Linked DNA regions of Homo sapiens: region 1 is linked to region 2. A link is an interaction called in ENCODE POLR2A ChIA-PET data of the cell type or tissue named here. Cell type or tissue: HepG2. All regions are shown on one strand. Links, peaks and the distances in the headings refer to the core of each region. The heading gives the core; the rest is flanking DNA. Region 1 overlaps DEPDC7 (DEP domain containing 7). Region 2 overlaps QSER1 (glutamine and serine rich 1).

What was found. ChIA-PET counts read pairs that join two places held together with the same protein. Peaks named below come from ENCODE experiments on the same cell type or tissue, not always from the same donor. Only the 100,000 strongest peaks of a DNase experiment are listed, where the experiment ranks them.
Region 1: POLR2A ChIA-PET joins it to region 2 with 11 read pairs; 10 of 35 experiments call an interaction of 5 or more read pairs at or near these places.

The regions. Positions count from the first base shown.
Region 1 is chr11:33,032,299-33,037,684 of GRCh38, forward strand. It overlaps DEPDC7 (DEP domain containing 7), which reads left to right. Exons shown (of 9, transcript NM_001077242.2): 6 at 38-180; 7 at 370-495; 8 at 591-669; 9 at 964-1,284. The coding sequence ends at 1,157. Among named protein-coding and RNA genes, the nearest start is that of TCP11L1, 4.6 kb to the right of the region's middle. In HepG2, for the core only: no CTCF peak of the experiment used is centred there; a DNase peak (open chromatin) is centred at 2,903; H3K4me3 peaks cover 405 bases.
Region 2 is chr11:32,966,064-32,971,449 of GRCh38, forward strand. QSER1 (glutamine and serine rich 1) reads left to right here. Exons shown (of 13, transcript NM_001076786.3): 9 at 237-374; 10 at 2,983-3,080. All of the region lies in intron 2 of LOC105376615 (a long non-coding RNA gene), which reads right to left. Among named protein-coding and RNA genes, the nearest start is that of DEPDC7, 47 kb to the right of the region's middle. In HepG2, for the core only: no CTCF peak of the experiment used is centred there; no DNase peak of the experiment used is centred there.

The DNA of each region.
Region 1 (5,386 bases), core at 261-5,260, 66 kb after region 2:
TGGTCAATTAAAAGCAGTTTTTTTCTTTTGGCTAAAGTGAATGGGAAGACGGAAATAGCTTTAGAAGCTACCCAGCTCCTTCTAAAGCTTTTAGATTTCCAAAATAGAGAAGAATTTAGAAGACTACTGTATTTCATGGCTGTTGCAGCAAATCCTTCTGAGTTTAAATTACAGAAAGAAGTAAGTCTTTTGTTTAACTGTTAGTTGTATTTAATATCCTTAATACTTACAGGTTAAGTATTAGATTATTCCATCTTCAGCATCAAGTATGCTGAAATGTATAATAGCTATTAATATTTAATATTCCCTTTTATATTAAACTTGTCTCTTAAATATATACTATTGGATATATTTGTTTTATTTTTATAGAGTGACAACCGAATGGTTGTGAAAAGGATATTCTCAAAAGCTATTGTTGACAATAAAAATTTATCCAAAGGCAAAACAGATCTTCTGGTACTCTTTTTAATGGATCATCAGAAAGATGTTTTTAAGGTAAAATTGTGAAAGTAGTTAAATTGAGCTTATGTAATAGATCACTAGATTAAAATGCATTTGAATAATGTCCCATGTCCCTTCTTTTTCTTAAGATTCCTGGAACTCTACATAAAATTGTAAGTGTTAAGCTTATGGCCATACAGAACGGAAGAGATCCAAATAGAGATGCAGGTAATCTGAGAAATATTATTTTCATGATCTTCCAAAGACAAATTTCAGGTGTTTTTTGAAAATGTTTTGCTATAAGTAGTTGGACTTTAATTTCAACCAAATTTAAAACATTCTCCTCAGAGTTATTCATACAAAGCAACTTTACAAGTGTTAGAAAGTCAGCAGTGCTTACCATCTTCAGTGCATATTACAAAATGGGGAAGAAAAACATAAAGACAAGAATATTGCTTGATTTTTCTGCTTAAATATGAGGAATTGAGTCATTAACTGAACTTTTTACTTTTAAACTTTAAGGATATATTTATTGCCAGAGAATTGATCAACGTGACTATTCCAACAATACAGAGAAGACAACCAAAGATGAGCTGTTGAATTTACTAAAAACTCTTGATGAGGATTCAAAACTTTCTGCCAAAGAGAAGAAAAAATTGCTAGGTCAATTCTATAAGTGTCACCCAGACATCTTTATTGAGCATTTTGGAGACTGAGTTTTTAATATCTGTATATAAGTTGTGTATTTTAAGAATAAATTATGTATCCTAAATATCCAATCACATTTGTAAGCGTGGAAGCTCTAAATTTGAAACTGTACTTAATAAAAATTTTTTTGTATAACTTCGTGTGTCAGAAGCTATTAGTCATATGGTGTATTGCTGTTAAGTACTTGAGTTGATTTATAATTACTGTGCTCAGTGCTTTATAGAACATAATAGAGATTTAGATGACATTGCAGTATTTATATAAGAAAGCATTAAACAGTAAAGAAAACGATAATTACATGTTAATAGGAGTGGGGTTTGTGTTTTGAAAGGTACTCCTTAAAGATGCAAGATAGAAACTTAGGTTATAATAAAAAGAATTTGCTGATTACCTTAAGTTGTAGACAAATCAGAAATCAGACTGTCCTAATGCTTCCGAAAACAAAATTTTTTAAGCTTATTGTGGAAAATTTCAAACATACATGAAAGTGGAGACAATAGAGTAATGAACTCTTGCTTGTACCCATTAACTAATACTGCCAACTGCCAACTCATGGCCAATCTTGTTTAATCTGTACCCTCCCTCACTCCTCACTCATCCCAGCAAATTTCAGATATCATATCATTTCCTCTATAAAATGTCAGTGTGTATGACAAAAAGGAACGTTAAAAAAAAAACATGAAACCATTGTCCTTCACATAAACCTACAACTCCTTAATATCAATCAGGTTTGCAGTTAGTGTTGAAATCTTATGATGATCTCAAATGATTTTGACAGTTTATTCAAATGGAGATTCAAATAATGTCCATAAATTGCAATTGGTTAGTGTGTTTAAGTCTCTCTTTAAAAATCTGTAAGTTCTGTAATCCCAGCACTTTGGGAGGCCGAGGCAGGCGGATCACGAGGTCAGGAGATCGAGACCATCCTGGCTAACACGGTGAAACCCCCTCTTTACAAAAAAAAAATACAAAAAAATTAGCTGGGCGTGGTGGCAGGCACTTGTAGTCCCAGCTACTCGGGAGGCTGAGGCAGGAGAATGGCGTGAACCCGGGAGGCGGAGCTTGCAGTGAGCTGAGATGCACCACTGCACTCCAGCCTGGGCGACAGAGTGAGACTCTGTCTCACAAAAAAAAAAAAAAAAAAAAAAAAAAAAAATGTAAGTTTGGCCAGGCACGGTGGCTCATGCCTGTAATCCCTGCACTTTGGGAGGCTGAGATGGGCGGATCACGAGGTCAAGAGATCGAGACCATCCTGGCCAACATGGTGAAACCCCGTCTCTACTAAAAATACAAAAATTAGTTGGGCGTGGGGGCACGCGCCTGTAGTCCCAGCTACTCAGGAGGCTGAGGCAGGAGAATCCCTTGAACCCAGGAGACAGAAGTTGCAGTGAGCCGAGATCGCACCACTGTACTCCAGCCTGGTGACAGAGCAAGACTCTGTCTCAAAAAAATAAATAAATAAATAAAAATGTAAGTACTCCTTTCTCCTTCCACCTTTCCCCTCTCTGTCTTTTTGTCTGTGTGTATGTCTCTATTGTTAAATAAACTTGGTCAGTTGTTCTTGAGTTTTCCTCAGTCTGAATTTTTCTGATGACAAGTCTGGGCTGTCCTTTATCATGTTCCTTTGTATCCTATAGTTCTTGTAAATTGGGCATTAGAGCTAAAGTTTTTAATACCTTTTTAACCAAGTTAATCATTATTTGGAATGAGTGCACTGTGAAGATACACAGGTGACCTTTAAACACCACAAGTTTGAACTGCGCAGGTCCACTTGGATTTTTAAAAACAGAAGTTATACAAAGTGTGCTTGCCTCTCCTGCCTCTCCTTCCTCTCCTTCCACCTCCTCCACCTCTGTGACCCCTGAGACAGCAAGACCAGCCTTCCTCCTCCTCTACCTATTCAATGTGAAGATGACAAGGATGAAGACCTTTAGGATGATCCACTTTCACTTTGAATAGTATATATTCTCTTCCTTGTGACTTTCTTAATAACATTTTCTTTTCTCTAGCTTACTTTAAGGTAGGAATACAGTATTTAGAGCAGACACGGTGGCTCATAACGGTAATCCCAGTACTTTGGGAAGCCGAGATGATTGCTTGAGACCAGCCTGGGCAATGTAGAGAGACCCTGTCTCTAACACCCCACCCCAAAAAAAGAAATTAGCTAGGCATGGTAGCATGCACCTGTGGTACAGCTCCTTGGGAGGTTGAGGTGGGAGGATCCATTTGAGCCTGGGAAGTTGAAACAGCATTGAACCATGATTATGCCACTGCACTTCAGCCTGGGTGAAAGAGCGAGATCATGTCTCAAACAAAAAACAAAAAACAAAAAACACTCTATATATAATGTAACATACGAAATGTGTGTTAATTGACTGTTATTGGTAAGACTTCTGGCCAACAGTAGTCTAATAAGTTTTAGAGGAGTCAAAACTTATATGTAGAATTTTGATTGTGCAGGGGGATTGATGCCCATAACCCCCACATTGTTCAAGGGTCAACTGTATTTGATAAATAGACAAGCAATATAATACAGTTTGAAGTTGTTCATCCTAATAGTAATAGAGCCAAAAGATTAAATACTGAATTTTGTCTTTTAACTGACTTTAATGAGAGGTAGGGAAAACTGAAATGATGCACCAATATGTTAGTATGTCAGTAATGTTTTTTTTTCCCCCTTAGGTATAACTGATAGTGCCTAGTCTAAGTAGATAAAGGTTGAGGACTAATATCTATAAAATACCTATGATACCAGTTCTAATAACTCAGGGAATAACTCCGTTTTTTTGGATAGGTAAGAATGGAAGGGCTGGGCGTGGTGGCTCACGCCTGTAATCCCAGCACTTTCAGAGGCCGAGGCAGGTGGATCATCTGAGGTCAGGAATTTGAGACCAGCCTGACCAACATGGTGAAAACCCGTCTCTGCCAAAAATACAAAAATTAGCTGGGCGTGGTAGCGGGTGCCTGTAATCCCAGCTACTCGGGAGGCTGAGGCAGGAGAATCTCTTGAACCTAGGAGGCGGAGGTTGCAGTGAGCCGAGATCGTGCCATTGCACTCCAGCCTGGGCGACAAAACAAGACTCCCTCTTAAAAAAAAAAAAAAAAAAAAAAAAAAAAAAAAAAAAAAAAGGGGAAGGCAGCTCTCTTTACAGTGAGGGGAAAAAGAAGATAAGTTTATGATTTAAATGTGAGAGGAAGTTTTCAGAAACAAGCTACTGGAACTGTGGTGAGATCAGCACGGTGGGCAGAGCAACCGTGTGCTATCTGATTTGTAACCTTTATTTTGCACATAATTGAATAGCATATTTATTTGACAACCTTCAGGGGAAGGCAGAACTGCTTAGTTACATTCATGCTTCTAGGAGAAGCAACATTCTAATAGAATGATAATTTCAGGGAAAATATACTAGTAAAATCAATTTACCTTAGGCCTTATAAGGAGGATAAAAAGAAAAATCGATCATGTTTACTGCAACCATTGTCAAGGTTTTAAACTACAGGTCCAGTGCTACCTTGAAAGCCTTGGGCAACCCTCCTCAGTCACTAGAACTGTTGATTATCTTTTGCTGTGTGCTCTCATTCATTCACCCATGACGCCTTCTTGGGGACCCATTCCCACATAGACACCTAATGCCTAGTTGACCGTAAGTCTTGCCATCATCCTAGCAGAGTAGACCAAGGTTGAGCACCTGATCCAAGGGCAGCTTCCCTGGAGGCTAATGAGACTAACTTTGTTCAAAAATCAGTTTGGCCAATCAAATTCTATATAGGTAAATTTAAATTATGAGGCGCGTCAATTAAGAAAGTACAGAAACCAGCCTGTAGCATAAAGAGTGGAATGGACTACAGCAAGCAGAGATGTGACAAGAGGGATCCTGTGTGTACAGGAGCAGTAGCCGACCTCTAGAGTGGCTGCCACCTTTCTCCCTCCAAGTCCTATGTCCTTGCAGTGAACTCCCTTTACCTTAACGTAATTTGAATTTCCAGTCCTTGCAGCCAAAGATCAAAATGGAATGTGTCTATATGTATTTTTTGAATATTGAAACAGTACAAAACATTAAAAGATTACAAGTGAAATATCCCAAATTAAATCAGTGATTTTGGTATTGTTGCAGTATCCTCTCCAGGTGGAACTTGAGTATATTCATTCACTTGCTCCTAACCAAGTGAAAATTGGTTATATTAACCTTTTTTTTTTTTTTTGAGATGTAGTCTCGCTGTCTCCCAGGCTGGAGTG
Region 2 (5,386 bases), core at 75-5,074:
TTCTGTTTTAGGAAGTCCAGCAATCTGGTTTTTGTTCTATTGTTAACAAAGCTCTTCAGTCATTGTCATGTGCAAACCAGCTTTGAGAACCTCAGACCTTTTAAAGGTAAGGTGAGAAAGTCTTGAATTTGAAGAAATTGTATCTGCAATCTGCTTCTAGGGTCTCGTTATAGAGAAAAGTGTTTTTAAAATTGTCAGGAAGGAAAATTTAATATTTAACCCTTTCTCCCTCCCAGAATTTGAACCTCCCGCTCCCTTTGTCACTCGCTTTTTGAACACAAGAGCAATGAAGGAAACCTTTAAGAGCTACATGGAATTGCTTGTTAGCATTGCCTTGGACCCTGACACAATGCAAGCCTTAGAGAAGAGCAATGGTACAGTCTTCTAAGTAGTACTTCCTTGGTAGTACTTCCTGGAATTAAAAAAAGAAATCTTGTCTGTTAGTTATATGTTTATATGTGACTTGTGTAATATATACCTATAAATTGTCAGTTAAATATATAGCATCTTAATTCCATAAAATGGTCATATCTTTTCATGCATTCTCTGAATATTTGAACTTTTATTGCTTTCTACTCATGGGAAAATTGTATAGCTTCTAACCAGTTTCTTCCAATTCTAGAATCTAATCATCCTCATAAATAGTTTACTAAGTGTTAGTATTACATGAAAGGTCTGTATGTCAGTATATTTTATTTTCCAATAATTGGAAAGATGAACCAGATAAAAGTGGCATAAAGATTAAAATCATATACTTGTATCTTTTGTAAAAGATACATCATAGCAATTATTTTCTAATCAGTTAAAATTAGTATTAAACCAGTAAATGCACTGGGTTATACCAATTAATATTATTCCTTTTAGTTATTTGAGAAATCTCCATACTGTTTTCCATAGCAGTTGCACTAATTTACATTCTCACCAGCAGTCCCAGTACTGAGTATCTACATAAAGGAAAATAAATAATACCCAAGAGACACCTGCACATGTGTTTATTGCAGCACAGTTCACAACTGTAAAGATATGGAAAGTGCCCATCAGCCGATGAGTGAATAAAGAAAATATAGTGAATACTATTCAGCCATAAAAAAGAGCAAAATAATGTCTTTTGCAGCAACTTGGGTGGAACTGGAGGTCATTATTCTAACTGAAGTAACTCAGGAATGGAGAACCAAATATCACATGTTCTCACTTATAAGTGGGAGCTAAGCTATAGGTACACAAAGGCAGCGTGGTATAATGGACATTGGAGACTCAGAAGGGGAGAGGGTGAGAAAGGGGTAAGGGATGAAAAACTACTTATGGGGTACAATGTACACTACTTGGGTGATGGATGCACTAAAATCCCAGACTTCACCACTATACAGCTCATCCATGTAACCCAAACCACCTGTACCCCTAAAGCTATTGAAATTTTTAAAAAGTTTTTTTTAAAGAAGAAAATAAAAGGTACAGTAAGAATATGGCATTATAGTCTTATGGAACCACCATTGTATATGTGGTCTGTCATTGTCAAAAATGTCATTATGCAGTGCATGACTATATACTGTTTTATTATGTTCACATACTTAGACATATATTCTAATTTAACCTTAAAACAACTTAGACAGCCATTTTGTGGATTAAGACAGGTTCAGAGAGGTTAAGTGACTTGCTTAAGGGCCCACAAACTTGAAACTGGCAGAGAAAGGATTAAAATTAAAGTCTTCTAATTTCTGGTCTAGTGCTTTTCTTACCACCTAATCAGAGACAGTAACCTGTATATCAGTCATTTTCAAGTAATTAGGAGCTGGAAGGGACTTTAGATATTACCTAGTCTGAAACATTTATTTTGTAAACTAAAGTTCAAAAGAGATTAAAGTTAAAGAACAGGTTAGAGGTTGAAGAACCATGATTAAAACTCAGCTAATCCCAGGTCAGCATTTTTGCTATTAAATGTTATATTCCTTGCATCATAAAATATGCTTCTCTTTGTAGTAGTCATTTCTGTATAGTTGTATTTTGAAAGATTTTTAAAAATTGCTTATCAGTGTTTTCTGATTTTTCTCTAAGGGGAGAAAATTTTTTAAGATTATTTTTAAATCACAAATGTTTAAAACTTACTTTTGTAGAATGTAAATACAGTATTAGAACAGATTGAATCACTAATAGAAAGACTATGTAAACAATCATTTTACTTAGCTGTGAAACTTGTGACCTGGATTCTGGGTTGTTGTTTTTTTTCAGAAGGTTATTAGAGGCAGTTAGTATTATAAAATATAATAAAGTACTATGCTGGTAAATTAAGAAAGAATCTAATAATCTAAAATGTTTAATGCTACACCAAAACTAATTATATTCTAAAAGTACTTTTCTTAATGGAGCTTAAAGTTCAGAGTGGTGACACTGAAAGCCAAAAGCTTTGAATAGGAATCTTTGTCATAATTTTACTCTCCCCTCTTTTTCTAAAATAACTATTTTGATTCATATTTTTGGTACTGGGTTTTGATCATTTTTCTTCCCCTACTTTTTCTTTGCTTCAAGTTAAAGTGACTTAATATCCCTTGGTCATACTCAGTGTTTTGTTAGATCAGTTTGTATTTTGTAATTGTTCAGATTGTTCAGAGGGTAAATGAGGTCTGGAGGAATTAGGCAGCTTGCCTATTCGTCACATAGCTGCCACATATCAGTTCTATTCAGTTAAAATCCAGTTCTAGTTTATCCAGCAGTTGTAGTTCAGCTAAAACTTAGAACTTTGGATCCTCATGTAGTGCTCATCCCATCATCATACTGAGCTGCCTCTTTCTCACTTGCTACTATAAACCTACTTTTCAAGTTAACCTTTGTTCAGAAAGCTTCATGTCCAATTTTTTTGCAATCAGTATTTTACATATGCCAATGAATTTAGTGTATTTTAATATATAAATGTTTTGAGAAAAAGTTGGATTTTTTTCAAAAATATTTATTGATAGTTTATCCTGTTAAATTATAATGTTGTTTCAGATGAGCTACTTTTACCTCATATGAAAAAAATAGATGGCATGCTAAATGATAACCGAAAGAGACTTCTTTTGAATCTTCATTTGGATCAATCATTCAAGGTATTTCCTTCTGATGACTTATTAGCAAAACTCAATGGCAGTCATAGTCTTAAGTATAATAGGAAGGAAATTTATGAAAATTATTCACTTACAACATTTTTCACCTAATGAAAATTTGGCTTTTATTCATTGTAAGTCCATTTAGTTTGTCTGCTTAGTGTTAATCACTTGCTTTTCTCCACTTAAATTTATTTTTTAGGCATTTATAGTTATCTATTATATCTTCTATAAAATAATTTCCAAATGTTCTTTTAACGCTTTTCAAAATTTTTACATTTTGTCTGTAATTAAAATTAGCTTTTCCTTAGCACAGTTATCAAAATTCACCGTACTTGCCTCATTTATTCAATATCAGAGGAAACGCTGATTTTTATAAGGGTAGGAAATGTATATAATTCTATATGTTAATATATCTTGGCAATATAAGTTGGTTTTGGTGTTATCAGAAATATAGAAAAAGCTAATCTAAACTCAACTCAGATAATTTTTCATAGAAGCTAACTTGGTAGTTTAAAAATTTCTAGCTTTTTTTCTTTTCTTTTCTTTTTTTTTTTTTTTTGAGACAGAGTCTAGCTCTGTCATCCAGGCTACATTGCAGTGGCACAACCTTGGCTCGCTGCAACCTCTGCCTCCTGAGTTCAAGCAGTTCTTGTGCCTCAGCCTCCTGAGTAGCTGGGACTACAGGTGCCCACCACCACACCTGGCTAATTTTGGTATTTTTAGTAGAGACAGGATTTTACCATGTTGGCCAGTCTGGTCTCGAACTCCTGACCTCAGATGATCCGCCCACCTTGGCCTCCCAAAGTGTTGGGATTACAGGCGTGAGCCACTGCACCCGGCCGAGCTTTTTATTTCAGTTGGAGAAAAGGCATGCAAATTTATTAACGTGCACATGGGAGAGAATCACAGAATGATTACTCCGTAGCCTTTCTTATTCAAAGTATAATATCACATCAAGAATCATTTGGTTATATCTACCTTAGGGAACATTTTTTAATTGATGGTAACAATATTATACATTTGTATAACTTGTTCACATCCCTGTTTTATGTGAACTCCATGTAAAAGTGAGTATTGACTTCATTTCAATTAGGTGAAAACTGAGGCCATTAGATTGCATTCAAAATTAAATGACACAAAACTATCATAGTAGTCATGTATTCTTCACTGCCATGTATTCGCAGGAAGAAAAAAAATTTAGAAGCTAGTAAGAAATCCAGTACTAAGAATTTGGTCTCCTGACTCCTAGTCCAGTTTTTGTTTGTTCGTTTTTGTTTTTGAGATGGAGTCTTGTTCTTTCGCCGAGGCTGGAGTCTAGTGGTGTGATCTCAGCCCACTGCCATCTCCACCTCCTGAGTTCAAGAGATTCTCCTGCCTCAGCCTCCCAAGTAGCTGGGTCCACAAGCATGCACCACCACATCTGGCTAATTTTTGTGTTTTCAGTAGAGACAGGGTTTCACCATGTTGGTCAGGCTGGTCTCGAACTCCTGACTTCAAGTGATCCGCCTACTTCCGCCTCCCAAAGTGCTGGGATTAATAGGCATGAGCCACGGCACCCAGCCCTAGCCCAGTGTTTTCTGCTTAACTGCTGCCTTTAAATAAATGAAATATTCTCTTGTGAAATACTATATTTTGTGGAGACAAGGGAACATTTTTAGATAGGTGTTTTCTAAAGATTTACTAAATCTTAAAAATTACCAGGTTTGGCTAATCACTGTTGAAATGTCAAACCAGTTCTCTAACAAGATTTCTAATTCTGTTATTAGTTATTAATTTTGATAATTGTCATATAAAGCAATTTGCTTTTTTTTTTTTTTTTTTTTTTTTGAGACAGACTCTCGCTCTGTCTCCTAGGCTGAAGTGCAGTGGCGCGATCTCCGCCCACTGCAACCTCCTCCTCTCCTGCCTCAGTCTCTGGAGTGGCTGGGATGGCCTGGCTAATTTTTGTATTTTTAGTAGAGACAGGATTTCACCATGTTGGCCAGGCTGGTCTTGAACTCCTGACTTCAAGTGATCTGCCTGCCTCTGCCTCCCAAAGTGCTGGGATTACAGGTGTAATCCATGCCCAGCCTTAGCAATTTGCATTTCAAAGCAAAATTACATAATATTAAGAGTTAGACTGATCTGAAGTAAAATATTACAAATAGTAGAGAAAGAAAGATTTTTCTGTTCTTTAGAAATAATTAGTGTGCTTTCCTATGTTGATCTTGGTGATGTTAGGAGTCCTGAAGCTTTTTCAAGGTAATGATGTTCTGCCTTTTTCTGAAATCTGTGTACTTCAGATCATCTTAAGCATTTTGTGGTCA